Linked DNA regions of Mus musculus: region 1 is linked to region 2. A link is a loop called in an ENCODE intact Hi-C map of the cell type or tissue named here. Cell type or tissue: left cerebral cortex. All regions are shown on one strand. Links, peaks and the distances in the headings refer to the core of each region. The heading gives the core; the rest is flanking DNA.

Region 1 (5,381 bases), core at 263-5,262, 55 kb after region 2:
GGAGTGGGGGATCAGGCTAAACAAACAGTGAGATCCAGTGTGTGTGGTAAACAGGTACTCATGCTGGAACTATGAGAAGAATGTGCATTCCAAGTTTTCAATTCTGAGGTTTCTGACTCCCTGTGTAGCAAATCAAAAGACACCTGCTGCTAAAGTCTCTCTTTTGTAGACCATCCAGAGGCAGTGTTGATACTACAGCTGTGCTGTGGAAGGAGGCAGACTGAGGAGCTCTTCAAAATTCCTTGATTTGCAAGAGAAAGCTTTTCAAACCATTTAGTGTCATCAACTCCTTTTGTTAGGTGTGTTCAATGTTGTCCGATTCTGAATCAATCTAAGAAATAACTCTTAGTGTTAGTTTAAACTAATCAAGAAGAGATTATTAGGGATTTTTGGGGGGGGTAGGTTGTAATACTAGAATGCCAATAATTGACAGTAAGACAATTTAGCTTGTTCTTGTTTAACAGTTATTGCAAACACTATTCTTTCTGAAAAAGCTTTCTGTGGTGGTAAAGGTGGTGGTAGGGGAGGAGGTGCTAGAGATGGCGATGCTAGAGGGTAGTGACGTGGAGGTCGTGGTGGTGGTGGTGGTGATGGCGGTAGTAAGTTAGTAGGGTAGTAGGAGATAATAGTTTTGTTCTTTTATGATCAATGTTCCCTCAAATCAAGCTTTTTGACTATCTTAGAACTTTTTAAAAGTACATTATTTTTAGCAGCAAAGATTCCTTAAAGGAGTCCACATGATTTAATACTTTTTCATAGCCTCTCTCTGCATCTACTTCTATGTGCATGTGCGTGCACGCGCGCGCGCGCGCACACACACACACACACACACACACACACACACACACACACAGACACTGTGTGGCTTGGCATGTGACCATGCTCCTTCAGATATACTCTGAAGATGTTCGGGTGAGAAGCCTAGAAACAACTCTGGAGAGGCCAGTAGGGAAACAGAGCCAAGACACTTCCATGTAGGGGGCTACTTCAGAGAGGACAGGGGAATAAGAATAGCTTGTGAGACCTCCCCTATTCCACTGGATCATTGCTAATTCCTTTATTTGTCTAAAAACCAACTAAAAACTACAGGCTACTGGCTAACAGGAATGTAATCAAGGCTGCTATAGTGTTTGTCCCAAGGAAGTGGTGGACAATAAGGGGGGCTTATCTCAGTTGACAGTGCAGAAGTTAATTGCCAGGTTGGAGGGAAGCCTAGGGTTCTACCCATGGGGACATCTTTCCTATCCAAAGTAGAAAAGAATTGCTCAGGAGCCTGCAGAGACAGCAGTAACTGGGAACTGGGAGTGGGAGCTAGTGTTTCCATATTTATGCAGTACCTATTCTGGGCAAGTTGCAGTATTAGGTACTGAAGGGAATGCCAACACAAGGTTGATTTGACTCCTGTTCTCAAGACCTGGCAGGTTTGCCTGGCTCTTCGATACTGATAGTTTTCATACCACACTCGAAAGCTGTGGGGTCATATGAGCTGAGGCTATGTCATATCCAGTGGTGAGCTTCTGAGACAGCACAATGTCCTCTGAGATGCCTTTTCCATCCAAGAGAAGCCCTACTGGAATTGATGTTTATTACAGCATTTGTAAAGGGTCTATTCAGTTCATTTGTATACCTATTGATTAGTTAGTTAGTTTGTTTGGTTTTTGGTGTTTAAGTTTTAGAGTTCTTTAGATTTACATATTCTGGAATTTAATCCCTTGTGAGATGAATAGCTGGCAAAGTTTTTCTCCTATTCTGTAGGTCATCTCTTCACTGTCTTAATGGTTCCTCTGTTAAATGCTTTGGCAAAGCTATGAAGTCTGTGGAGGATCTGGGCTTCTGTATCAATGAAAGCGCCCAAATCTTAGAGATTATCAGATCAATGGTCAGACAGAACAGTCTGTAGGTGCACTAAGTGTTTTTGCTGTTGTTTTATGAAAGTTGAGGTTCAAATGGGTCCTGTATCCTATGAGTAGGTCGTTGGCTGATGAGCATTTATAGTTCATCAGTCCTTGAGAGTTTGGACTCGCCACTGTTCCTTCTGTTGTTGTGGAGTGATGGCAACATGGAAAACTCATAAAGAAAGGCTAAGTCCTAGTGAAAACCAGACACTCTTTAGGGGGTTATTTGAAAAGTTAGAGGTTTTAGAAGGAGTTGTCTGAGGAAACTATTACATCCTCCAATTAACCTAGTTTTCTGGGACATGAGCGTCTTATTGAATGACGTTTCTTCTCCCAGCTATGCCTTCGGGTTCTGAGAATGACATGTGTACCTTAACAATTCTCAGTAATACCTATCTCCAAAAGGAATTAGGAGATAGGATGGCCTTGTATTACGGGCTTGATACATGTAGAGACATGTGTGAGTTTGATTGACACGATGAATAGCTAGGTGATGGGAAAGTCTCCAAGTTTTTTTCAACATGAAGAGAACAAATGTTAGGCAAATGTCCAGTGGTTTATAATAAATGTCGAGACAGAGACACTTGCTAGGCTGGTAACCCATACGAAGATGAGTTTTTTTTAAATTTAGACAGTGAATTGTTTCCTGGGTTCCGCCCTTCATCAGAGACAGTCTCACTAAGGACTCAAAGCAGCTGCACACACATTCTGCAGAGCTCCAAGACCGAGGCTGAAGAGAAGAGTCATTTGCATAGTCTGGGGCATCCCATCAGGTTTTAGCTAACCAATTCTAAAGGGCTCCTCAGGTAACTGAGGGGCCCGAGGGGAAGGTAACCTCCTCCAACGCCATGTCACCCGGCAAGAGATAGAGAGCACAGAAGTCACATTCTCCTACAGGAGGAATGTGCTAGAACACTCGGTTTCCACTCCATCCCACCTTGAAGCTCCCAGCAGCTATGCTGAGCATGGCAACTGGATGGGAAGAGTCATGGGCTCAGGGCATCAGGGTGGTCTGTAAGTAGCCAGGTATTGCTGTCTTAATGGTATCAGCATCAGACTTTTTTTTATTGGCCAAATTTGTAAATTTTTATTAGTATATATAATGACACAAAATAATGTACTTTACTGTAATATTTTCATGCATCCATATAAAGTTCTTTAATAACATTCACCCTTATTTCCTCCTATGTCTCCATGCCTTCTGGTCCTTCTCTACCTTACTAATCCCTTTTCTGTTTTTGTGACTTTTTCCTTGAGCAGATTCCACTCATAGAAGGAAGCATGTAATTCTTTCTTTCTGAGTCTGGCTTCTCTCCTTTAAACAGGATGATTTCCAGATACACTTACTTTCCTGCAAATGGCATGGTTCCATTTCTCTATAGCTGAGTAAGACTCTATGATGATTCACTCATTGCTGGGTGTCTAGGCTGATTCCAAAACTTGTCTGTTATGGATGGCCTTACATGACACATGGGTGTATGGGGCTCTATCATATGCTGACTGCTTTCATTGCATGCATACCTACAGTGGCTGCTGGATCATATAGTAGGTCTGATGTTAGGTTTGAGAGGAACCTTCAAAGTAATTTCCATAATGGATGCACCAATCAACTCTCTCATAACAGTGTATCAGGGTTCCTTTTCCTTCCCCATCTTACCAGCATGGTGTTTGCTTTCTGGATTGGACAATGATGTGTTTATAAAGAGATAAAGAGAGGAGGGATGTGTTTTGTGTAGGTGCAGTAAGGTATGGGGAGGAGGGGTTGCCTTGGCAGTCCCATGCTGAGCCATCCATTCCCTCTGAGGGACCAGTATAGTATAGAATAGAGTTTATTCGGGGCATGGGGAGGGGAGTTAAGAGGGTAGTAGAGACAGAGAAAGAAGAGAGAGAGAGAGAAAGAGAGAGAGAGAAGACATAGAGGAGTAGAGGTCGGCTCTGAGTATGTGGAGAGAGGGGGAGTAGGCAAAGGGAGAGAGGGGAGAAAGGGGCAAGAGGACAGAGGGAGAGCAGGACGGCAAGAGCAAGAGAGAGAGGAGGGTCAAGCAGCCCCTTTTATAGGGAGTCAGGCATTCCAGGCTGTTGCCAGGTAACTGTCAGGAGGAGCTTAGACAGAATGCTAACAGAAAACCAATGGGATGATGGGAATCTCAGTGGAGTTCTGAAGAACTCTAAGTTACGTTTACCTGATGACTAAACATCCATGTACTGTCTTTAAAGGAGTCTATTCAGGTAATTTACCCTTTTATTTATTTGATTACTTGGTTTCTGATGTTTAATTTTGATAGTGCTTAATATATTCTGACAATGAATTCCTGTCATATAGATAGGTGGGAAAGATCCCCCCCCCCGATTCTGTCAGTCATCTTCTAACTCAGAATCACTTCTTTCTTGGGTGTGTATGGAATGTGTTCAGAAACCCTTCGTCATTATCACATCTTGAAGTGTTTCTATCGTCATGGGGCAGGTTCTATGTCGGAACCATTGGCCTCTTTGTAGCCATTAGGAGGCATGAGCAGTTGATAAGGCATGCACATTTACAGTGAAGGGCTCATGAGGTGCTCCTGACTTTGGAATGAAAATTTTAACTAAGATATATATTGCTATAAGAACCCCCTGAAATCTCAATGAATGTTCTATTTGTATTTCCATAATGATCTTGTCTGAACATTTCCATCGGGGAGGATGGCATCAAGAGGCATGCTTAGAGAAAGGTAGGAACCTGCTAAAATGGTTTAAGGTATGATACAATGTCCAAGCTGCTGAGGACCCTGTGCTGACCTGGATGGTTCTACTGCGTCCCTTTGGAGGCAAAGGTCAATGGCTAGAGAAAGCCAGGATAGGCTGAGGGGAAGGGGCAGTACCTACACACTGCAGCCTTCCAGGGGCACCGCTCTCAGAACATCTTCAGTCTTGTCTCTGTCATTTTTTTTTTTTTTTAGTTTAAACATATTTTAGATGTATTTCTTCCCTCCCTCCCTCCCTCCCTCCCTCCCTCCCTCCCTTCCTTCCTTTCTCTTTCTCCTTCTTCCTTCTCCCCTCTCTCTCCTCTCTGTTCCTTCTTTTCTTTATTTTGTCTTTCTTTTCTTTTCCCTCTTTCCCTTCCTTCTCTTTTCCCCTTTTCTCCCTCTCTCCCTTCTTTCTACCCACCCTTCCTCCCTTCCTTTATTCCTTCCATACTATTTCCTTTTCTTCCCTTCCCTCTTCCTCCTTTTGTCTCCTTTCTGTCCCACTTTTCCTTTTGGGCATTTATCTGCTAAGCTCCTGATTGCCCCAGTGGCCAGGATATGCCCCAAGAGGGTAAAGTTTACAGTGTTCTGATTTATAAACAATGAAGTTGTAAGATGAGTATTTTAACATGCTGATAAACTGTAGGTTCTTGAGGCCCTGGAACATTAGCCAGGAGATTGACAGCCTATTTCAAAGTGGAAATGTTCTCTGGGTGCATCAGAGAAGAAAGGAATCAAAGGCTTGCTTTCTCCCTTTGCT
Region 2 (5,381 bases), core at 289-5,288:
AAGGTCAAAGTCTACCATGTCCCAACAACTCCTAAGCTTGCCACAAAATGAATGACTCCCTTTCCCAACAGGGCTGCCTCTTCTCTATGTTATCTGGGGAGCCTGACCCCCTCACTCTACCTAAGGAATGTCATGTAATCCTTGGTGAAATTATAGGTTCAATTTCTTGGAATGTCTTTCAAAGCAAATAAGGTATCCCCAAAACCTTAAGGCCCAGCCAATGAAACTTCACCCTAAAAAGAACTCCTTCTCACTTTCCAAGGTTTAAATAGTCTTTGTTCACCCTGAATAAAGAGCACAAGCTCTTTCATTAAATGCCCTCTGCAAGAGCTGTAACCCTGAAATCTTTGGAGAAGATTCCCCTACCCTCCAGCAGTCACTGTAGGGCTGCTATCCTGCTCACTCACCCATTCTGGACATCAAAGATTGATCCTTCCCTGCCTGGTGTATGCAGTGGCTGAATACCCCAAAGAAAGAAGTGGGAAATGGAACCACATTGTGACAGGGGTCTTCAGGCTATTGTTGGGGGACAGGTTTAGAAGAAAAGCACGAGAGCAGGTTTTAACTCTCTACCTTGAAATTCTCATGTTTCCGTTCAGGCACTAAGTTCAACAATTAATAAACGGGATCTCATGAAAATGAGTACCTTTTGTTAGGCTAAATATGACAAAATGGCAGCCTAAACAATGAGAAAAGATCTCCATCCACCCTACATCCAAGAGAGGGCTAATATCTAAAAATATGTAAAGAAGGTACAGAGCTAAACAATTCTCAATAGAGGACTCTCTAATAGTAAAAAAGTATTTAAAGAAATGTCCAAGGTTCTTAGTCATCAAGGAAATGCAAATCAAAATGACTCTGAGATTCCATTTTACACCCGTTAGAATGGCTAAGTGACATAAAACTCAAGTGACACCACATGCTAGAGAGGATGTGGAGTAAGACAAACATGTCTCCATTGCTGGTGGGAGTGCAAACTTTTACAACCACTTTGGAAATCAATATAGCAGTTTCTCAAAAAAAACAAAAAAACAAAAACTGGGAGGCTAAGGGGGTGACCCTGAGACTTCTAGCAGTGCAGAATATAGAAACTGAAATGTCAAGACCCCCAGTGGGGGAAACAGGACACCAACACACCCTCAAAACCTTTGACCCAAATTTCGCCCTGCTTACCATAAATGCAGGGATAAAGATAGAGCGGAGATTGAGGGAACGGCCAAACAGTGACGGCCAAATTTGAGATCTACGCCAAGAGCCAACCTCTGACACTAGTAATGATACTCTGCTATGGCTACAGACAGAAGCCTCGCATAACTGCCCTCTGAGAGGCTTCCTTCAGCAGCTAATGGAAACAGATGCAGAGATCCACAGACAAACATTAAGTGGAGCTCGGGAGTCTTGGGAGAGTCATGGGAAGGATTGGGGGAACTAGAGGGGTCAAGGACACCACAAGAAGACCTACTGAGCCTTCTAACCTAGGCCCACAGGGGCTCACAGAGACTGACCCACCAACCAAACCAAAGAGTATGCAGAGTCTAGATCTAGGTGCCCCCTGACACACACACACACACACACACACACACACACACACACACACACACACACACGTAGCAGATATTTATCTTGGTCTTCATGTGGGTCCCCTAACAACTGGAGTAGAGTCTGTTTTTAACTCAGACTCTGTTGCCTGCCCTTAGATCACCTTCTTCTAGTTTGGCTGCCTTGTCTGACCTCAGTGGAAGAGGATATGCTTAGTCCTGATGTGACTTGATACACCAGGGAGGTGTAGGTATGGTAGGTGTGGGAGGGTGGCTCACTTTCGCTGAAGGGAAGGGGGAAAGAAGGAAGGGGGTGGTAGGATGGTACTGGGAGAAGAGAGGGAGCTGCAATTGGGATGTAAAGTGAATGAATGAATGAATGAATGAATAAATAAATAAATAAATAAATAAGTGGGAAATATCATTAGGTTTCCAATCATGGGTACATGATGAGGCTATCTCACAGTAGCTTCTCATGTAGGCCACAACTTGAGTAATCTGATAGAAAACATTGTACTAAAGACAAGATCACCAACTTGTCCCAATTTTCTCAGGATGGTTTTATTTGTAAGTTTCCCATCAATTAGTTGTGGAAATCTGAGGATATCACCTGGTTTTTCAGAAAGTGCCACCTCTCTCCCAGAGCTGTTGTGAAAGTCACATGTAACTGTGCTGGGCCTGGAGAAGAGCTGGTGCTAAAATTCACACTTACTAGCGGCCTTCTGGTATCAAGAAAGGCCACACCTCCTGGAACTGTGCTGGCCCACCACTCAGTGAAATGGGAGTCCCCTCCGATACACATAATCCAAACTCTCCTTTTTCTTATTTAACCAAAGAAAATTCTGAGTCTTGCTAGTGTAAGGTGGTGCCCGACCTGAAGCCTGGCCTCTGGATATGCATGTGTGTGCACCATGTGCTTGGTTATGAGGCTGTGGTCTATCATTGAGTTTAATGTATGCAGGGTCATATCAGATTCATGAGACAGGCTACTCATGGTCATCGAAGGTGTCACTTGATCTTCTAGAAAGATGGAAGAAGTCAGGCCGAGTCTCAACCTGATAAAGGAAATTTAAATGTTCCATTTTCTGAGTCATTAAAGACACTGGCCTGGGTCACGGAAGAGGAGTGACCTGGGAGCTTTCCCTGGTCTGCTGAAAATATTGAGGTTGACGTGGAAGGGCAGTCGGCCTGCTTTCTGCATGCTTTGTATTTCACTTCATTTCTTTGCTGAAAACTGACAATTACTTTGCAACAAAAGCAAATGAGGTGAAAGCCTGAAGAAGCCAGGACAAGGGCTGCTAGCTAATCCAAACACATGGGGACTGAGTCTGAGAACACCAAGGACAGGCAAACTGTAACCTTATATCTTTAAATCCAAGAAGCTTGTCCATTTCACAATACCCTAACATCTAGATAAGTCTTTGGTTTCTTTAAATTTGGGGGAGTGGGGGAAGAAGCTGTTATTTATTAGACATCTAATAATGAATAGCTGGGTACTAACCTAACAAAGTACTTCCCAGATACTTCACTTAGTTCTAACAAAAATTGCTGTGAAGTAGACCATATGACTATCAGCACATGGTATAGAAAAGTTGTGTAGCTTGATGGGAGTTTTAGAGCTATCGTAGGGTGGAATTGACTTCAATTCCAGTGGGTGTGGCTATACATGCTAAGACTTCTTAATCTACGTGATGCTTCCCATTGCACTCGGGACCCTGTGATGTTATTTATTTAAGTCCTTGGTTATTTCTGTAATTCTAAGGAGACAAAGACTTCTGTTTATTCTATTCTATATTTCTTTTTTTTAAGATTTATTTATTATTATAATTAAGTACACTGTAACTGTCTTCAGACACACCAGAAGAGGTCGTCAGGTCTCATTACGGATGGTTGTGAGCCACCATGTGTTTGCTGGAATTTGAACTCAGGATCTTCAGTAGAGCAGTCAGTGCTCTTACCCGCTGAGCCATCTAACCAGCCCCCTATATTTCTAATATGCACAAAAGCCCTAGCATGTACTAGATGTTCAGTAAATGTTTATTGAATGAATTAGCAAAACAATTAATTAAACTACTTCCTAAAATAGCAGATATGGCCCATGAATGAAATGAGATTGCCCATTTGTGGTGAAACCCTAATTTCTAGACAAGTCTTTGGTCCCAATCAGGCTCTCAGTAAGTATTCCTGAACTACTGGATATGTTTTTATTTTTCTTACTTTTTACAATCAGTGACAGGATCAGATGGCCTCTGCGATCCCTGTGCTGGGAAGGCTTGTGCTGCGCTCCTGCTCCCCTCATTCCTGCATTCTCTCACTTAGCTTCACAGACACCCTGAGGTGTCTCCCAAACTGATGCTCTCCCAAACACTAGCCTTTTTCTCTAGCGCTTCCAGCTCTAGTGGGTGACAATGAATTAATCCAAAGTCAAGGGAGTGTGCCAGTGGGAGTATCTGTGGACTTTGATGGCTCAATTTACGGACCTTTGGGCTTTACAACTGTGTAAGAGTGATGATACCCATTCAGCAGAAACTGTGTTTCTGTCTTGGAATGGAACAGCAGTGAGCCCAGCTCCCTGTCAGCCACACTGCCACAACGGGAAACAATCCATCTTCATTTCATAAAAAGAGGACTGGGGACTAGGGGCAGAGCTGTCCTTGAAGATGGTGTTGAAGTCGCTTGACTTTGGTGTTGATGGAAAGAGCCTGCCCTGTGACTTTGGGCAAGTCACTTAATTTCTCTAGGGCTTAATTTTTAATCTAACGAAGGAGACAGGCAAGTTGACTCCTTAGGTTTTTCTTGTTTGAAGATTTTGATAATTGTCAGGCTACAAATTCGACAGATTGTTGACCAGCAAATATGTAGTTTGGGGGAGTTTTTTTGTTTTTTTTTGTTTTTTTGTTTTTTTGTTTGTTTGTTTTACAATGGCTTATAGGATAGAAGTGGTATCTATAATTGCAAATTCCATGAAAGAGAAAGACATACGGGTAGCACACTAGACTCAGTAAAGGGGTAAAGAGACCCTGTCCTGTGTACCACAATGAGACCAAAATAGCCCCTACTTGTGCCTCCACCTGCCATCTGATGACACAGCTCCAGGAAGTTCACAGAGATGGCAGCTACCCTCCTTCATAGGATGCTCAGGTCATGCAATCCTATGGGAGAACTGCAACAACAGCCTTGGCCTTGAACATGGTGAATGTGGCTAATTCCCAGAACCCTTGCTGGAGTTGTTATTTCAAGATTGAGAAAACTGGGGGAAACCATTTAACAGAGTCTCAGCCAGCTCCCTGGGCTTCTCAATCTGATGCCCCTCCTTAATTACACCATGGTCCATTAGACCAGACAGTGCCACCCGGGACACAGCATGGCATGGAATCAGAAGAACTAGTCTTTTTTCTTTTTCTTTTTCTTTTCTTTTTCCTTTTCCTTTTTAAAGATGTTATTTATTTATTATATGTGAGTACACTGTAGCTGTCTTCAGACACCCCAGAAGGGGGCATAAGATCTCATTACGGATAGTCGTGAGCCACCATATGGTTGCTGGGAATTGAACTTAGGACTTCTGGAAGAGCAGTCAGTGCTCTTGACTGCTGAGCCATCTCTCCAGCCCCCAGAAGAACTAGTCTTGTCTTGTAATGTGGAAGGCATCACATTATCTTGTCTTTCCCTTGGCTGGACAGAAATTATCAACAGAAGAACTTAGAGAAATATCCACATGTTGCTGATGAATTTCTGTCAAGATTGGCCATTATTTTTGCAAGAGCGATATAGTAAAGCCTATTTACTTATATCAACAAAAGAGACAAAACAATATGCTTTGGAAAAGCAATAGCATCCTAAGAT

The links. Peaks named below come from ENCODE experiments on the same cell type or tissue, not always from the same donor. Only the 100,000 strongest peaks of a DNase experiment are listed, where the experiment ranks them.
Region 1: a loop joins it to region 2, with 4 times the contacts of the local background. A loop is called at or near these places in 31 of 42 quality-filtered maps.

What each region holds. Positions count from the first base shown.
Region 1 is chr5:43,983,129-43,988,509 of GRCm38, forward strand. No RefSeq gene overlaps it. Among named protein-coding and RNA genes, the nearest start is that of Fgfbp1, 4.0 kb to the left of the region's middle. In left cerebral cortex, for the core only: no CTCF peak of the experiment used is centred there; DNase peaks (open chromatin) are centred at 1,292 and 3,286.
Region 2 is chr5:43,927,909-43,933,289 of GRCm38, forward strand. No RefSeq gene overlaps it. Among named protein-coding and RNA genes, the nearest start is that of Gm16015, 21 kb to the left of the region's middle. In left cerebral cortex, for the core only: no CTCF peak of the experiment used is centred there; no DNase peak of the experiment used is centred there.